Linked DNA regions of Homo sapiens: all the other regions are linked to region 2. Evidence: read pairs that join two places in POLR2A ChIA-PET (ENCODE). Cell type or tissue: A673. All regions are shown on one strand. Each heading gives the region's core, and the rest is flanking DNA. Links, peaks and the distances in the headings are about the cores only. Region 1 has its middle 21 kb from the start of ATP5MJ. Region 2 holds the start of MIR4710 (microRNA 4710). Region 3 has its middle 21 kb from the start of ASPG.

Region 1 (6,452 bases), core at 970-5,969, 780 kb before region 2:
GCAGCTCGCGCATAGGCTGGCGGGAGACCTATAGGCTGGTGCCGAAGATGAGCCGGGCCAGTCAGATGTCCCATTCAGGTTTGGACCATAAACAGAAGAGGGAGGCTCCTTGGAGAAGGGAAATATGGCCAAAAGGTCGTGTGGGTGCCATGGGGCCCCACACAGCATCGTGACCCTAGTCAGGAGGAGCGGAGCAGCGTAGCAGGGAGCAGGCACGGGGAGGAGAGAGGACAGCTTGGAAATGGGTCAAGGAGGCCCCAGTGAGACACAGAGCCAAGATCTTCTAGGCCGCTCTGTGTCCAGGGCCAGCCACAGTTCTGGGATCCAGGAGTCCTGGGGCCCACAGTGTCTTCTTGGATCCCCAAAAGATACTGTGTCCCGACAGGGCCAACATGGGTAGATCTCAGCTTCTTTTGATCCCCCGTGAGAACATCTTAGAATGGGCGTCTGTGGATACTGGAGTCTGTTCTCCTTCCAGGCTCCATGGCTGCCTCGGTTCACAGGCTGGGAGATGAGGAGTGGAGTTGGGGCTGTCACTTGCATGAGACGAGGGTGGGCCTGTGTGGCGAGTATAGAATCAGTCAAACACTCACCTTCTGATGAACTTAGATCAACTTGTGTTGGCTCAACTGCTGGGCATGTTGGGACCTGAGAGTTGGGTAGGCATGTGGGGAGAGGTGGGTATAAGCCTGGCTCCTAAAGACAGTGGCAATCTGCCCAAGGGGGCTGGTGAGTGCAGGCACAGCTCAGGTGGGAAGGCACACCGGAAGGGTGTTCTGGTCAGCAGTGACAGCAGCTACATCTTTGTTTTGGTATATATATATGTATATGTACCATATATTGGAGATTGGAGGAGAGTCCCTCCCCTCCTGGAGAGAGGGGAGCATGGGGAGAAAGGAAGGATCTCTGAGGCCCAGCTTGATGCTCAGCTCAGGGCAGGAAAATAGCGGGGAAGCCCAGCCTCTTTGCCTGACACACATGGTGGAGAGGTGGAGGGAGACTGAGGCTGAGCCCAGCCTCCAGGTCTACCAGAAATTGAGTTTAAGACAAGACCAACTGCGCCCCAGGCACAGGTAGGGGTGGCTCCTTGAATGCTCCCAGCCATCATCAGGCCTGGAGCAGTGAGCACACAGCCGGGCCTCGCCTCCTGCAGCAGGGCAGGCAGGGCGGCAGGGGAGGGGAAGGGAGCCCAGCCCCAGGTATGCAGCCTCGGTCTGCGGCTGCTCTCCTCACGACACCTGGAAGCTGGGCCGGGGGGCTTTTCTTCTGAAGGTGGGTGCACCCTGTGCTGTATTTGGAGGAAAATTCAGCTGTGCTGACTGGGCAGAACTGCGGGTGGTTCAAGTCTTTGCAGAAGGCCTTGCTCCAGGCTTCCTTCAAAGGCAGGCTCTTTTAGGTCAGTGGGCTGCACTTGAGTATGCATCAGAATCTCCTGGAGGGCTCCTGAAACACAGGCCTGGGCCCTATCACGGAGGGCCCAAAGCAGGTCTTGGGTGGGGCCCAAGAACCTGCATTTATGACAGGTTCCCAGATGCTGCTGCTGTGGCCCCAGGAAACCCTTTGAGAACTGCCACTGCAGGCCATTTCGGTTGGAATTTGATTTGCAAACGTTCACATCTGCAGTTCCTCTTAGAAGGGAAGGCGCCTTCTCAAGCACAAGTGAAACAACTCTCTCCACCTGCTGGTGTGCTGGTGCTTGGGCTGCGGGGAAGGGATGTGTGTGTGAGGCAGAGGCCCTCAATTCCTCCGGGTGGGGTGGGGAGATGGCCTGGCAGTACCCATGGCTGGGGGCAGAGCTATCCTGTGGGCCTGGGGAGCCCGCCTGGGTGATGAGACGTGCTGGCACAGGCTCCGCAGCCGGCAGCGCCTCGTCACAGGGGTGGGCTTCAGAACTGCTTGGGCTGGCATGAGAGGCCGCGGGTGCTGGCTTCCCTGGAAAAGCCACTCAGCTTTGAGACCAGAGAGGAGATGCAGACACAAGCCTTCGTCTTCACCCCTTTTCGAAAGAGAGAAAGCCCGAATCTCAACAACAGAGTGTCTCTATCAGTCCCATGGTTGTCCTCAGCCTGGGGAGAGCCTGAGCCGGCCAGGACAGGCAGCTCTTCCATGTGGCTCCTTGCGGTCCCCACAGTAGTCGCTTTGTGGGGCAGGGAGAGGCGACGGGCATCCCGCCAGTCTCCTGGATACTTCAGGACATGGGTAGGCCCACGGTGGTGTTCCCACGCAGTTTTGGGATGTGCAGTCACCTGAAGGCAGCTGATGTGAAGAAGAGCACGGTGGGTGGTGTGGGCAGGGTGGCCACCCCGGGATTACCTGTGTGCTGCCCACATCCGCCCAGGTGGGGATTCGTGCTCAGGTGGCTTACTGGGGGGTGCGGAGGAGAGCAGGCTTCTCAATGCTTATGGAAACAGGAGAAGACAAGCAGGAGGTGGGTTTCAGGAGGCGAGTTTCGGCCCAGGTCCTGTTGGTGCTTGCAGCAGCTTGATCCTAGAGTGTGCCTGGCAGTCAGTGGTCACACGCTGCAACGGGGGAACATGAGCCTCCAGCACTTTTTTTATTTTGAGACAGGGTCTCACTCTGATGCCCAGGCTGGAGTACTTGGTGCCACCATAGCTCACTGCAGCCTCTAGCTCTTGGTTGGGCTCAAGCAATCCTCCCGCCTTGGCCACCTGAGTAACTGGAATTACAGGCATGTGCCACTGCGCGATTAAAAAAATTTTTTTTTGGCCAGGCACGGTGGCTCACGCCTGTAATGCCAGCACTTTGGGAGGCTGAGATGGGGGGATCACTTGAGGTCAGGAGTTCGAGAGCAGTCTGGCCAACGAGGTGAAACTCTGTCTCTACTAAAAAATACAAAAATTAGCCAGGCGTGGTAGCGCACGCCTGTAATCCCAGCTACTCGGGAGGCTGAGGTGGGAGAATTGCTTCGACTCAGGAGGCGGAAGTTGTAGGGAGCCAAGATCACCATTGCACTCCAGCCTAGGCAACAGAGCGAGACTTCATCTCAAAAACAAAACAAAACAAAACAAAACAAACAATTTTTTTTTTTTTTTTTTTTTTTTTAGAGATAGGGCCTCACTTTGTTGCCCAGGCTGGTCTCGAACTCGTGGACTTAGATGATCCTCCCACCTCGAGCTCCCAAAGTGCTGGGATTACAGGCGTGAGCCACCGCTCCTGGCTGAAATTCTTCTTTCAACCAAGGAAGATGTGTAATGAGCTTTGTGACCCCAGAAAGGCATGTGCAGAGCGTGGCTGAGAGTGGCAGGTGTGGGTCCCAGGCGAAAGAGGTCGACTAAAGAGGAGCTGTTCATCATGGGGTGGGCACTCAGGAAGAGCCAGAGATTCCTGGGCTTGGAGCACCAGCATCTCAGCATGTTCCGACAGAAGGGGCCTCAAGGTGACTCCCTTTGGGAAGCTTTGGCTTGAACCCACTTTTCCTCCAGCAGCGCAGAGCTTCTCGCTCGCTGGTGTGCACCGGCGCGCTGTCCAGCAGGGGGCGCCACTCCCAGGGCCGCTTCCCCGCGGGAGCCCTCCCTTCCTGGCATATCGTGGGAGCAGCGTTCCCTCCCACACACCTGACTTAGAACCCCCAGAGTTCTCACATGCGAGTCGCACTTGTCTGCTGTATTCTGAGTATATTGTGCTTGCAAATCAATCCTAAGTGAATTCTATTTTGAATTCAACCAATGAATGTAACGAAACCTCAATCACTGAACAGAGAAAGCAAGTTTGAGTTATGTAAAACTAAATGATGAGTTATTTTACTTTATTTTTAATTTTATTATTTTTTTTTTAGATGGAGTCTCCCTCTGTCGCCCAGGCTGGAGTGCAGTGGCGCGATCTCGGCTCATTGCAACCTCTGCCTCCCGGGTTCAAGTGATTCTCCTGCCTCAGCCTCCCGAGTAGCTGGGATTACAGGTGCCCACAACCATGCTCAGCTAATTTTTGTGTTTAGAGATGGGGTTTCTCCATGTTGGTCTGGCTGGTCTCGAAGTCCTGACCTCAGGTGATCCACCCACCTCGGCCTCACAAATTGCTGGGATTACAGGCGTGAGCCGCCATGCCTGGCATGATGAATTATTTTAAAATAAGGCTTATTGATATCTCATTTAATTCTTAACTTTATGAAGAATGCCTTTTTATCTTCTTTTGCTGCTTACAAGTTCACACAGCATCTCAAGCCTGGATTACTGGCCAAGAATGATGTATAATGACCACCTCACTTACTTATCTGTAGGTGGGTATTTCTAAATGCTTATGGGTACTTACATTTTAGGACTCCTCAAATATTTTATTATTATTATTATTATTGGAGGTGGAGTCTCACTCTTGGCTGGAGAGCAAGTGGCGTGATCTCCACTAACTACAACCTCCGCCTCCTGGGTTCAAGTGATTCTCCTGCCTCAGCCTCCCGAGTAGCTGCGACTACAGGCATGTGCCATCACATCCGGCTAATTTTTGTAATTTTAGTAGAGACAAGGTTTCGCCATTTTGGCCAGGCTGGCTTCGAACTCCTGACCTCGAGTGATCTGCCCACCTTTGCCTCCCAGAGTGCTGGGATTACAGGCATGAGCCACCGCACCCACCCAGGACTCCTCAAATATTTTAATATTACTCTGGCACATTTGATTAAATAGCACTAAATTTCCCTATCTATGAAGAAACTATTTGCTCAAATAAAGGGGTAAATTTCAGCCCAGGCACTCTGAGAATTATCAATGGTTTTGAGACAGGATTTAATGTATCATATTGGATACTTTTCATTCATTGAAAAACTAGGTCTTTATTTTCTGAGGGTTAGCCTAGAATTTTTTTTTTTTTTTTGATATGGAGTTTTGTTCTTCTTGCCTAGACTGGAGTGCAATGGCATGATCTCGGCTCACTGCAACCTCCACCTCCCGGGTTCAAGCGATTCTCCTGTCTCAGCCTCCCGAGTAGCTGGGATTACAGAAGCCCGCCACCACACCCGGCTAATTTTTGTATTTTTAGTAGAGACGGGGTTTCATTGTGTTGGTCAGGCCGGTCTTGAACTCCTGACCTTAGGTGATCTGCCCACCTTGGCCCCCCAAAGTGCTGGGATTACAGGTGTGAGCCACCACGCCCAGGTTTTTTTTTTTTTTTTTTTTGAGACAGGGTCTCACTGTCCCGCACACTGGAGTGCAGTGGTTCGATCATGGCTCACTGCAGCCTCAACCTTCTGGGCTCAAGAAATCCCCCTGCCTTAGCCTCCCAAAGTACTGGGATTACAGGCATGAGCCACCACGCTTGGCCAGCATAGAATTTTTAGAAACCTTTTTTTTTTTTTTTTTTTTTTTTGAGATGGAGTCTCACTCTGTCACCCAGGCTGGAGTGCAGTGGCGTGATCTCGGCTCACTGCAAGCTCCGCCTCACCAGTTCACGCCATTCTCCTGTCTCAGCCTCCTGAGTAGCTGGGACTACAGGCGCCCGCCACCATCCCCAGCTAATTTTTGTATTTTTTTGGTAGAGACAGGGTTTCACCGTGTTAGCTAGGATGGTCTCGATCTCCTGACCTCGTGATCCACCCGCCTCGGCCTCCCAAAGTGCTGGGATTACAGGCGTGAGCCACCGCACCCGGCCAGAAACTTTTCTTATAGCTTTATTGAAGTATAAAGTCTCCACATAACATTATGTCTACATAATTTGGAGGTTATTGGTAAGTTTCACATTAATTGCACAATTTGATGAGTTTTTTTTTTTTTTTTGAGATGGAGTCTCACCTTATCACCAGGCTGGAGCGCAGTGATGCGATCTCAGCTCATTGCAACCTCCGCCTCCTGGTTCAAGTGATTCTTCTGCCTCGGCCTCCCAAAGTGTTGGGATTACAGGCATGAGCCACCGAGCCTCGCCAATGAGTTTTAACATATATATACACAGTCAAACCATCCCCACAATCAAGAAAATGAACAGATCCATCACCCCCCAAAGTTTCCTCCTGACTTTTTGTAATCAATCCCTCCTCCTCCATCTCTGCTGTGTTTCCCTTAGATGAGCCCAGGAGTTCAAGACCAGATGGCATCTCTCTCATTCCTGATATTGATTTTATCTTCTTCCTTTATTTTTTTCTTGATCAGTCTGGCTAGCGGTTTATCCATTTTATTGACGTTCTCAAAGAACCAGCTTTTGGTTTCATTGATCTTTCTCCATTGTTTTTCTCTTTTTCGTTTCTTTTTTTTTTTTTTTTAAGGAGGGGTCCTGCGGCCGGGTGCGGTGGCTCACACCTGTAATCCCAGCACTTTGAAAGCCCGAGGCGGGAGGATCACGAGGTCAGGAGATTGAGACCATCCTGGCTACACGGTGAAACCCCGTCTCTACTAAAAATACAAAAAATTGCCGGGCGTGGTGTCACGCACCTGTAGTCCCAGCTAGTCAGGAGGCTGAGGCAGAAGAATCGCTTGAACCGGGGAGGTGGAGGTTGCAGTGAGCTGAGATTG
Region 2 (6,242 bases), core at 1,243-6,242:
AGGAGAGGCTTGAGTTCATCCAGTGCTATTGGAAGACTCTGTTGGATGGAAGATATTGAAGGCACAGCCAAGGTGTGGAGGCTCTTGAGAAGACAAAAGGTGCTCAGCACACACGTGGAGCTCTCTCCAGAGAGGTTTGCTCAACTCCTGCAGACAGGAAGAGCTGCCCTGTCCTACAGCCCTCTGCATGCGTGATGTCCAGGCATCTCCCACCTGCATCATTTCACCCCCTGACAGCAAGCACCTTGGGGTGGGGTTGTCAGATAAAATACAGAACTCCCAGGTCAATCTGAATTTCAGGTAAACAACAAATACATTTCAGTACAAGTGTGTCCCATGCAATATTTGAGACATGCTGGTGCCAAATATTGCATAGGACATTATATTAGCCCATTCTCACATTGCTATAAAGAACTACCTGAGGCTGGGCCCAGTGGCTCGCACCTGTAATCTCAGCACTTTGGGAGGCCAAGGTGGGCGGACCAATTGAGGTCAGGAGTTCGAGACCAGCCTGACCGATATGATGAAACCCCATCTCTACTAAAAATACAAAAATTAGCCAGGCATGGTGGCAGATGCCTATAATCCCAGCTACTCAAGAGGCTGTGACAGGAGAATCGCTTGAACCCGGGAGGCGGAGGTTGCAGTGAATGAAGATCATGCCATTGCACTCCAGCCTGATCAACAAGAGCTAAACTCCGTCTCAAAAAAAAAAAGAACTACCTGAGACTGGGTAATTTATAAAGAAAAGAGGTTTAACTGGCTCATGGTTCTGCAGGCTGTACAAGAAGCATAGCTGGGGAGGACTCAGGAAACTTACAGTCATGGGGGAACAGGAGGAAGAGAGCAAAGGGGAGATGCCATACACTTTTAAACAACCAGATCTCCTGAGAACTTACTATCAGGAGAATAGCAAGGGGGAAATCACGCCCATGATCCAGTCACCTCCCACCAGGCCCTTCCTCCAAGACTGCAGATTACAATTTGACATGAAATTTGAGCAAGGACACAAATCCAAACCATATCAGACATACTTATCCTAAAACTGTATTCATTGTTTATCTGAAATTCAAATTTACCTCTGTGCCCTGTATCTTTATTTAGTAAAGCTGCAACCCACTTGGGTGATGCTGTGCCCTTGCTTACCTGGTACCACCACTGCCAATCCTGTGCCCAGAACATAGCAGACTTTCAATTAATGTTGAATGGATGTGGGACAGGTGGATGGGGGATAGATGGATGGTGGGTGAATGGGTGGATGGATGGATGGTGGGTAGATGGGTGGATGGATGAATGGATGGATGGATGGGGTGGATGGATGGGTGGATAGGTGGTTAGATGGATGGATGGTGGTAGGTGAAGGGATGAATAGATGGATGGATGGACAGATGGATAATGGGGGTGGGTGGATTGGTGGGTGAATGGATGATGGATGGGTGGATCGGTGGATGGGTGAGTGGATGGATGGGTGGATGGATGGTGGGTGAATGGGTGAATAGATGGATGGATGGACGTAGGGGGTTGGGTGTGTGGGTGGAAGAGTAGACAGATTGGTGGATAGATGGGTGGATGCCTAGATGGGTAGGCGAATGAATGGGATTTGGATTCAGTAAGAGGTTTTAACACTAAGCTGTCTTAAATGCCCAAATGACAGGGCCAAGGTGGGAGTAAATGAAGTGCCAGCTGATGGGAAAACTCCCAGCTCTGACACCTCTCACCACCCCTGCGACTCTCCTGCTCAGATTCTGAATCTGTAAAATGGGAATGCTTAGTGGTGCTCCAGCAAGAGGAAGCTCCATGTGCTGCAACACAAGTTATATGTCCTGACATGGATGCCTTGCTGGGGGTGGTGGGGGGTGATTCGCCTGCAGACGTCAAAGCCCTGCCTGCCAAGATCCTTGACTTCCCAGCCCCAACCAGGCATCACTCAAAGGTGACCTCTCCACTCCCAGCACCAAGGAGTTGCCTTTGGACCCTGACCACCCTGATGGCCAAGGCTAGGCTGGCCAGCACCTCCCCAGCAGCCCTTCAGAGGCCTCCACAGCCCTGTGTCCAGTCTGACACAAGTGTGTCAGGTGGTCATGAGCACCGTTCCCTTCCAGCAAGGCCACCTCTTCCTGTGGGGAAGGGCCTCAGGTAGGCAGGCCGGAAGCACCTGCAGACCCCGCACTCAGAAACTGCCACCCCGCTTGTTGAACCTTGTGTTTTAGAAAGGGTCTTCCTTTCACAGCATCTCCCTCTCCCCAGTCCTCCTCCCAGAGGCTGTTTAAGGGTGGGCGTGGGACCCCCAGTGTTTCCAGGGTTATTCCTAGGGATGGACTTCTTATAAACAATATTGCCCCTCTTCCCAGGGCCCCAGGGCAAGGAGCAGCGAGCCTGGACCTGCAGCCACTGTAGCCCCAGCCTGGGGGAGGGGACAGCACAATCAGGGTGAAGTGGAGTCAGAGGTGGGTGTTGTGGAGGGGGGAGCGGCGCGGGGACAGCTGTCCTGGCCCGGCTACCTTCCCTGCCCCCTGTGACATCAGCCCATCAATTCCCTCCCTCTTTTGCCCTCACTAGGTCGGGTCTCTGGCCCTCGCAGCCACAAGGTTCCTGACTCCTGTGTCCTTGTGAAAGAGCCACACACAGCAGCAGGGGGACTGCCCCCGCCAGGACCAGCCCAGGATTCCTGCTGGATTCCGTGTGTCAGGACCACCCATTCTAGCAGAGGAGCAGGAAGCCCAGAGAGGCAAATCACGCGTCTAGGAAGCAGAGAGGGATCCCCGCCCCAGGGCCGCCTGAGGAGTGAGAGAGCTGAGGCTGAGGTCTGCTGTTACTAGAGCTGAAACCTACGGACCTACCCAGCTCCCGTTTTCGCCGCTGGGGAGACCCACGGGGAGATCAAGGGGCCTGGGGGGGGGGGGGCCCTCCCACCTTGGACGTTGGTTGCCACATCTGCACGTGACGGGGAGAAACGTGTCATTCCAGGAGGACAGGAGGGCGGGGCAGCTGAGGGGGGATCCCCAGATATAGGGGCATCCCCAGGACCCACCCCCGTCCTGTGGAGGCAGGAGGAGGGGCCGCACCCCTGGGTTTGAAAGGCAGCAGCCGCCTTCCAGAGGGAGCGCTGGCGGGACCTTACCGCACCCCCTTCAGAGTAGCCCCCTCCCCCCATTGCTGCCCTGGACTCTGCGGCCAGCAAGCTGGAGGTTCCTAGGGCTATGGGGGACAGGAGGCTGTGGCTGGCTGAGGACTTTGTGTCAATGTTCCCACTGCCTCTGGGGACTGGGGACAGCCAGGCCACACGCGGGGGCAGTGGGACTTAGCACCTGAGCCTGCTGAGCTCCTGAAAGCCCTGGAGGTTCTCGGTTCCCCGAGGTGGGGCAGGGAGGAGGGAGCCCCTGGTGTGGCCTGGTTCTGCTGGGCGGAACACTCAACACTCCCTTCCCTGACGAAGAGGCGAGAGCTGCTTCGGGAAGAACCACCTGCCCTCACCCCACTCGGTCTGGGACAGGCAGGGCACTGGCCTGCCGGGAGCCCCCGCCCCTGTGCCTGCAGCGCTGCTCTGCGCCCTGCTCCCTTACTCCACCTCCTTCCACCTCCTCCCCTTCCTCCTCCTCCCAAGGAGGAGGCAGATGGTGGTGGAAACTCTGCTTCCTCCATTTTCCGGAGCGTGACTCAGCACCGCAGCTGCCGCCTCGGCCCCCACGCAGCAGCGCGAAGCCTGCCCTCCCCTACAGCGGAGCCCGGGGACTCCCCAGAACACCCCTCCCGCAACTCATCTGGAGAACGCAGGGCTGCGGGCTGCCGAGCCCACCTTCCCGGAGCCCCCAGCCCAGCGGACCCCTCCTAGGCAGCTAATTTCCCGCCCACCCGGCGACGGCAGAGGACGTGTGCCGGGGCGGAGTGCGGGCAGGTGGGCGGGGCTGCAGCCCCAGATCTCAGGGACACACAGAGGCGACCACGGGGCTTCTTAGCTTCTGGGTGGCCGCCCCGCCCAGGAGACTGGGCTGAGCGAAGGGGAGGGGAAGGCCTAGGAGGCACCCCAAGAAAGGACCCATCAGAAAACACAGGGAAGTAGGAAAATAAGAGAAATTTCCAGAAGCAAGAGGCTTGGCTCATGCGGAATGCCGCAGAGCCAGGCCTCAACCCACCGGAGAATCTCTGAGAACACTGACTGCAGCCCACCACGGTGGCCCCGGGTCCTGCTCTGAGCTCCTGTCGGCCCTCGTCCTCCCTACATCAGAGCCTCCCCTGGGAGCCCCAGAGATCCTCTCAACTCCTTCTCGGGACAAAGGAACCCTCCCTGCTGAGAGCCCCTGGTGGCTCCTCCCACTCCCCCACTCGGCTCCCTCTCTCCTCCTCACTCCCTTTGTGGTGGGCTTGGCCCAGGAGAGTCCCGGCACCCCCAGCTGCTCTCTGTAAGCCCCTGGGGGTGGCCAGCTGGGGTGGGCTCCCCACTCCTGCCTGGCCGTAATCAGGGAGCCGTGCCTCGGGATGTGGGCACACACTCGTGCACACGCACACCGTCTCAGCAACTGGGCTCTCCTGAGAGTCCCCTTCCCAACCCACAAAACAAGACCTGCCAGCGCCCCCACCCCTTCCTCCCACTTCTGTCCCCCTCCCCATAGCCCTAGGTACAGCTGCAGAAACTGAGGCTCAAAGGGGTCAAGTCCCTTCACTCCATGTGGCAGAGCTGGGGTGGTCAAGAGACCCCAGACCCCAGCTGAAGCCTCCCGCCCTGACATGGGAAGCCGCTCCTGTGGGGCCTGAGCAGGTGCCCAGGACCAACGGGCCAGCCCAGGTGAGAGGCTTCCTGCCAGGAGGCCCTGAGGGTGACCTGGCCAGGGACACCAGTGCTCAAAGGTCCGGGTGGGTCCCAGCCCCAGCTCACCCTCCGTTTGCTGGCAGTGGCCCCTCTACTCTCCCCCAGGACTCCCGACAGCTCTGCAGAGAGGCCTCATCCCCACCCAGCTGGGCAGACTCCGACCTTGCCACCGGGTGCCTTCCCATTCTCCTGGCTGCCAGCCACTCCCCTCTTGCAGCCTCAGTTTCTGCATCTGTAGGTTGGGAGTAATGAGATTCCCCAGCCGGCCCGCTGGGAAGGCTGGGCATCCTGGGGGAGGGAGGGGGAAGGGAATGCCAGGAGCTGGCTGGAGCCAGGTCAGGGAGGCATGGGCCCAGCCCCAGCCGCAGCAGCCACTCTGTGGGCCCAAGCAAGCCCCGGGCCCTGGGCCTGTCCATCTGTAAGCAGGGTGATGGCACTGCCGGGCGAAGTGGCTGAGGGTGGGCCCAGCCCAGCTGCCCTCCCTAGGCATTCATCAGGCCCAGCGCTGGGGCAGGGCACCCAGCCCACACCACATGGATGGGGATGAACCTCCAGCTGGGCTGCCCGACAGGGACAGAGGCAAACAGGGCTCCCAGGATTCCGGGGCCAGCACAACTCTGTGGCTGCCGTAGTGTCAGCTCCAGGCCCCAGAAAGGACTGCAGGGGACCAGGCTGCTCCTGGGTGACCCCAGATGTCCTGGCTCTTCTCTAGGGGATCTTGGGCTGAACAGGGGACTGAGGCCCCAGAGGAAGGCAACACAGGGTCAAGACGGATCCCTGAGGGTCCCCAGTCATTTGTAAATTACCTCTGCCCTCTGCAAAGTGTGAATGCTGATTCCTCGGCCTCTGCCCAAACATATGCACTCTCTCAGGTTCACGCTCACACATCCCCTTACCATTCGGCAGACCCCACCGGCTCTGCCCCAGCTCACCCCCTCCACCTGGCCCTACCATCCTCTGCCCCTCACCAAGGGGGACCCTCCAATCCAATCCCATAAATCAGGGTCCCCGAGCTGCACTCAAAGCCTCCGTCACCTTTCCGTGCTTGTGGAACAAACCCCCCCTCCGTCTTCTGACTCTCACCCCTCCCACCTCAGTGTGTGCAGAGGAGCCTTCCCTGCACACAGCTGAAGTGGCCCTGTGTCCCCTACCCTGGACTTTGGCCAGGCCATTGACCAGGCTGCTGCCTCCACCCATGCCTTGGCATCTGGGTCATTTTTTATTGATGGTAGCTTGGCCCGACTTGGGGGCTTCACACACACCTCCCGTCCAGCAGCCCTAGGAGGTGGGACTGTTATCACCACCCCTATCTCAGCAGGCAGCAGAGCCAGGACCCAGACCGGCCCAGCCACAGCACCCTCCCACTGTACCACGGGACTGCGCTGTTCACAGGGCCACTCCTGACCTCTGGGGAGTCCCTCCAGGTAGGCCAGGC
Region 3 (6,452 bases), core at 586-5,585, 610 kb before region 2:
AATTCAGGCATTTATTGTATTTGCAATGTTCTGGAACACTCTGTAGTTTAAAAATGTTTTCATTATCCAAAAAGGCACCTTATTAAGTAAGTACTTACCAGTTAAGTAACCATTTTCCCTTTTCCCTTCCCTTTCCCCCATACCCTGGTAACAATTTATATGCCTTCTGTCCCTATGGATTTACCTATTCTGGATACATCATATACAAGGAATCATACAGTAGGTGACCATTTGTGTCTGGCTGCCCTGACTTCACGTAATGTTGTCGAGTTTATCCACGTTACAGCGTGTATCAGTGGCTTGATCCTTTATTTAGGTGGATAATATCCTGTTGGATGTGGATGCCACAGTTGGTTTATTTACTCCTCTGTTGATGGACATTTGGATTGTTTCAGACTCTGGGCTATTATGAATAATAGTGCTATAAACATTTGTGTACAGGTTTTGGTGTGTACATGTTTTTTCATTTCTCTTGGGTGTATACCTAGGAGGAAGATTGGTAGGCCATGTGGTAACTCTATACTTAACTTTTGGAGGAGACACCAAACCGGCTGCACCATTTTACATTCCCCCCAGCAGTGTCTGAGGATTCCCATGTCTCTACAGCTTTGACAGCACTTCTTAGTTTCCCCCTTTTTTAAAAAATTAAAGCCATCCTAATGGGTATGCATATATTATTGTGGTTTTCATTTGCATTTCCCTAATCCCCAGTGATGATGATCATCTTTCATGTGCTTGTTGGCTACTTGTGTATCTTCTATTGAGAAATATCTGTTCAAGTCCTGTGACTATTTTTTTTTTTTTGAGACAGAGTTTCACTCTGTCACCCAGACTAGAGTGCAGTGGCACAGTCACAGCTCACTGTAGCCTCAATCTCCTGGGCTCAAGTGATCCTCTCCTCTCAGCCTCCAGAGTACCTAGGGCTACAGGTGTGCACCACCATGCCTGGCTGATTTTTTTTTCTTTTTGGTAGAGACCAGGTCTTGCTGTGTTGCCCAGGCTGGTCTCAACCCCCTGAGCTCAGGCAATCTTCCTGCCTCAGCCTCCCAAAGTGCTGGAATTACAGGTGTGTGAACAACCACACCTGGCCCTAGTGGCTATTTTTAAATTGAGTTGTCTTCTTGTTGAGTGCTAGGAGTGCTGTATACATTCCGGATATTATACTCTTATCAGATATGTGATTTACAAATATTTTCTCCCATTCTGTGAGAATCCTCCCACCAAAGTCCAGGAACAGACAGCCCCACTACCAAATGTTCTGTGAAACATTAAAGAAGAATTAACTCCAATCCTGCTCAAACTCTTCCAAAAAATGAACAGAAGGGACACTTCCTAACACATTCTGTGAGGCCAGCACTACCCTGATACCAAAGCCAAAGATACTGCAAGAAAACTACAGACCGATATATATATATATATATATATATATATATATATATAATATACATTTATATATATTTATATTTATATTTTGAGACAGAGTCTTACTCTGTTGCCCAGGCTGGAGTGCAGTGGCACGATCTTGGCTTACTTCAACCTCTGCCTCCCAGGTTCAAGCAATTCTGCTTCGGCCTCCTGAGTAGCTGGGACTACAGGTACGTGTCACCACACCCAGCTAATTTTTGTATTTTTAGTAGAGACGAGGTTTCACCATGTTGGCCAGGCTGGTCTTGAACTCCTGATCTGTGATCCACCTGCTTTGGCCTCTGAAATTGCTGGGATTACAGGCATGAGCCACTGCGTCCGGCCAAACCGATACTTTTATGAATGTAAATTCACAAATCCTTAGCAAAATGCTAGCAACCAAATCCAACAGCACATTAGAAGGATTATACACCACAGCCACGTGGTGTGTGCTGCCCTAAAGTCTGTACGCCGTCACTCCAGTGGGGGACAGAATCCTGCCTCTCGTCTTTTGATGTCCATCTTTAGAAACCCTTCCCTGCCAGGAGACAAGGGAGTATGTGGAGGTCTGGGTGCTGGGACTTCCTGAAGTGTCCAGAACCACTAAGATGTTTGATTTCTTTATTTGGCCGGATGCTTTTTCTTGGTGGTGGTAATAACTTAGCAGTGAAGTTGTGGAAGAGTGAGTACCACAGCTTTCTTTAGAGATTAATACTAGCCAGTGAGAAGAACTCAGTGGTGCAGAACCTGGTATTTTTGAAGCCAGATCCTTCACACTGTTTTCCTTCTTAAAAAAAAAAAAACAGCTTTATTGAGATATAATTCATATACCATATAATTCACCTATTTAAAAGTGTCCTGTCCAGTGATTTTAGTATGTTCACAGTGTTCTGCAGCCATCTCCACAATCAACGTTAGAGCATTTTCATCACTCGAGAAAGAATCTCTGGAACCATTTGAGGTCATCCCAGTTTCTCCCTACTCCACGCTTTCCCCGCCCCAGCCTCACCCTTGTCCCCAGGCAATCACTTATCTGCTTTGTCTTTGTATTTTGCCTGTTCTGTCTCTATATACATGCCTGTTCTGGACGTCCCGCCCCTTGTAATTATATATTATCTGTTGACCAACATCTTTCCCCGTTGGACTCCCTGCAACCGCCCAAGCTCTGGTAACCGCCATTCTACTCTGTCTGCCTATGAGATCAGCTGTTGTAGGTTCCGCATGTGAGTGAGATCATGCAGGATTTGTCTCTCTGTGCCTATTTCATCCAACTTAATGTTCTCCACATTCATCCATGGTGTCACAAATGACAAGATTTCCTTCTTTTTATGTATGCTTATTGTTTTTCTGTAGAGTGAACCCCATCTCCTGCCAGGCACTGACTGGCAGGTTTAGTGTTTTTGTTGGTTTTGTTTTGCCAAGGGAGTGGGAGGCAGGTGGTCCACTGGGCCTCAGCTTGTCTCCTTGTCTTCAGCTCTGCTGAAGGGCACTTCACCACCTTGTCCTCGGTACTTGGTGCAACCCTCTTATGGCTTACCCAGGAGGTAGATACAGCCCCGTCGTTGATATCATTCCTAGTAAACGCAGTTGGTAGAAAACACAAAATACAGCAGACAATGATAACATGTATTATAGAAAGCTGAAGAATTACATTTAATGGTGACATTGAAAACGGTTAGAATTTATCTGGGGAAAAGTAAGCTTGACAGGAATAATCCTAAAACCACAGCCAGTGACAGTGGTTACTGTCTAAAAATGGAGAGAACAGCCATCTTTGTAAAATTTGACCCAGGAAAATAATGGCTCCCAAAGATAATCCGTACACAGATGCTCTCACCAAAAAACACATAGGCAGAACTTGCCTCCCCAAAGCTTGTCTGGAAGATAATTAACCTGATGAAAAATCTTTTAGGAAATTTTAAAAAGAAAATATAAAAAGTAGAAACTACTTTGTTTAGAAAATTGAGCAAAGAAGTATACTGACTTGGTGAAATTCATTTAAGAAAATACTTTTTCAGTGAAAATTCATCATTCGTATAATGCTGATTAATATGTTTTAAACTTAAGTGGGCGGATCACCTGAGGCCAGGAGTTCAAGACCAGCCTGACCAACATGGAGAAACCCTGTCTCTATTAAAAATACAAAATTAGCCGGGTGTGGTGGCACATACCTGTAATCCCAGCTACTTGGGAGGCTGAGACAGGAGAATCGCTTGAACCTGGGAGGCAGAGCTTGTGGTGAGCCGAGATTACACGCCATTGCACTCCAGCCTGAGCAACAAGAGTGAAACTCCATCTCAAAAAAAAAAAAAAAAAAAAGAGAAAAAATGTTTTAAACTCACACTTTGTCAGAAATGGCAGGTGTATTAGTCTGTTCTCGCACTGCTATAAAGAACTACCTGAGACTGGGTAATTAAGAAAAGAGGTTTAATTGACTCAATTCTGCCAGCTGCACAGAAAGCATGGCTGGGGAGGCCTCAGGAAACTTACAGTCATGGTAGAAGGGCAAAGGGGATGCAAGCACCTTCTTCACATGGAGGAGCAGGAGAGAGAGAGTGAAGGGGGAGGTGCTACACACTTTTAAACAACCAGATCTTATAAGAACTCACTATCACAAGAACAGCAAGGGGGAAATCTGCCCCCATGATCCAATCACTTCCCATCAGGTCCCTCTCCCAACACTGGGGATTACAATTCAACATGAGATTTGGATGGGGACACAGAGCCAAACCATATCATTCTGCCCCTGGCCCCTCTCACATCCCATGTCCTTCTCACATTTCAAAACCAATTATGCCTTCCCAAAAGTCCTTCAAAGTCTTAACTCATTCCAACTTTAACTCAAAAGTCCAAGTCCAAAATCTCATCTGAGACAAGGCGAATCTCTTCCACCTATGAGCCTGTAAAATAAAAAACAAGTTAGTTGCTTCCAAGATGCAATGTGAGTACAGGGATTGGTTAAATGCTCCCATTCCAAAAGGGAGAAATTGGCCAAAACAGGGGCTACAGGCTCTATGCAGGTCTGAAACCCAGCAGGTCAGTCATTAAATTCCTAAAGCTCCAAAATGATTGATTCTTTTTACTCCATGTCTCACATGCAGGCCATACTGATGCAAAGGGTGGGTTCCCAAGGCCTTGGGCCGCTCTGCCTCTGTGGCTCTGCAGGGTACAGCACCTGCAGCTGCTTTCACAGCCTGGCATTGAGTGCCTGTCGCTTGTCCAGGCACATGGTGCAAACTGTTGGTGGATCTACCATTCTGGGTTCTGGCAGATGGGGACACTCTTCTCACAGCTCCACTAGGGCAGTGCCCCAGTGGGGACCGCGTCTGGAGGCTCCAACCCCACATTTCCCCTTTGCACTGCCCTAGTAGGTTCTCCGTGAGGGCTTCACCCCTGCAGCACACCTCTACCTAGACATGCAGGCATTTGCATACATCCTCTGAAATCTAGACAGAAGATCCCAAACCTCAATTCTTGACTTCTGTGCACCTACAGGCTGCATGGGAGCCCAGGCTGACTTCTGCCTGGACATCCAGGTGTTCCCATACATTCTCTGAAATCTAAGTGGAGGCTCCCAACCCTCAACTCTTGTCTTCTGCGTACCCACATGCCCAACACCACGTGGAACCCACCAAAGCTTGGGGCTTGCACCCTCTGAAGCAATGGCCAGAGCTGTACCTTGGCCCCTTTTAGCCATGGCTGGAGCTGAGAGTGTCGGGGACACAGGGTGCCATGGCCTGAGGCTGCACAGAGCAGTGGGGCCCTGGATCTGGCCCACAAAACCATTTTTCCCTCCTAGTCCTCCAGGCCTGTGATGGGGGGTGCGGCAGTGAAGGTCTCTGAAGTGCCCTGGAGGCATTTTTCCCATTGTCTTGGCTATTAATTAACATTTGGCTCATCTTATGCAAATTTCTGCAGCCTTGACTTTTTCCCCAGGAAATTTTTTTTGCTGCATAATGAGGCTGCAAAATTTCCAAACTTTTATGCTCTGCTTCCCTTTTAAATGTAAGTTCTAGTTTCAGGTCATTTCTTTGTTTATGAAAATGAGTATAGGCTTTTAGAAGCAGCCAGGCCACATCTTGAATGCTTTGCTGCTTAGAAATTTCTTCCAGATACCCTAAATCATTTCTCTCAAGTTCAAAGTTCCACAGATCTCTAGAGCAGGGACATGATGCCACTGGTCTCTTTGCTAAAGCATAGCAAGAGTGACCTTTACTCCAGTTCTCAGTAAGTTCCTCATCTCCATCTGACACCACCTCAGCCTGGACTTCACTGTCCATATAACTATCAGCATTTTGGTTACAACCATTCAACAAGTCTCTAGGAAGTTCCAAACGCTCCCTCATCTTTCTGTTTTCTTCTGAGGCCTCCAAACTGTTCCAACCTCTGCCCGTTACCCACTTCCATCCAAAGTTGCTTCCTTATTTTCAGGCATCTTTATTGCACTGCCCCACTTCTCTGGTACCAGTTTTCTGTATTCATTTGTTCTCACACTGCTCTAAAGACATACCTGGAACTGGGTAATTTATTGATAATAGACATTTAATTGGCCCATGGTTCTGCAGGCTGTACAGGAAGCATGGCTGGGGAGATCTCAGGAAACTTAGAATCATAGAGAAAGGTGAAGGGGAAGCAGGTACAATCTTCACATGGTGGAGCAGAAGAGAGAGGGTGAAGGGGGAGGTGCTACATCCTTTTAAACAACCAGATCTAGTGAGAACTCACTATCACGAGAACAGCAAGGGGGAATCCACCCCCAGGATCCAATCACCTCCCACCAGGTCCCTCCCCCAACATTAGGGATTACTGTGCAACATGAGATTTGGGTGGGGACACAGAGCCAAACCATATCAACAGGGTTGTGATTTTGGAGTCAGGGTGCCTTGTAGATGGAGTTTCCTAATTTCGAATTGCTGCCTCTTCTCTTATTCTTCACCCTGCAGCCATAGGTTTTTTCTCAATGCACCTCTGAGCAGCAGCAGGTGTACGAGGCCTCTAGTCAAGCCTGGATGTGCTCCTGCAGCTGTCTTGTGAACTTCACCTGTAGC

The links. ChIA-PET counts read pairs that join two places held together with the same protein. Peaks named below come from ENCODE experiments on the same cell type or tissue, not always from the same donor. Only the 100,000 strongest peaks of a DNase experiment are listed, where the experiment ranks them.
Region 1: POLR2A ChIA-PET joins it to region 2 with 9 read pairs; 2 of 35 experiments call an interaction of 5 or more read pairs at or near these places.
Region 3: POLR2A ChIA-PET joins it to region 2 with 6 read pairs; 2 of 35 experiments call an interaction of 5 or more read pairs at or near these places.

The regions. Positions count from the first base shown.
Region 1 is chr14:103,897,740-103,904,191 of GRCh38, forward strand. No RefSeq gene overlaps it. Among named protein-coding and RNA genes, the nearest start is that of ATP5MJ, 21 kb to the right of the region's middle. RefSeq lists a silencer at 3,545-3,604. In A673, for the core only: CTCF peaks have their summits at 3,482 (motif pointing right) and 3,695; a DNase peak (open chromatin) is centred at 3,532.
Region 2 is chr14:104,674,265-104,680,506 of GRCh38, forward strand. MIR4710 (microRNA 4710) reads right to left here and starts at 3,485; the gene lies at 3,430-3,485. RefSeq lists enhancers at 2,658-3,215, 3,216-3,772 and a silencer at 4,298-4,347. In A673, for the core only: no CTCF peak of the experiment used is centred there; DNase peaks (open chromatin) are centred at 3,607, 3,917 and 4,267; H3K4me3 peaks cover 1,224 bases; H3K27ac peaks cover 3,605 bases.
Region 3 is chr14:104,061,753-104,068,204 of GRCh38, forward strand. No RefSeq gene overlaps it. Among named protein-coding and RNA genes, the nearest start is that of ASPG, 21 kb to the right of the region's middle. In A673, for the core only: no CTCF peak of the experiment used is centred there; no DNase peak of the experiment used is centred there.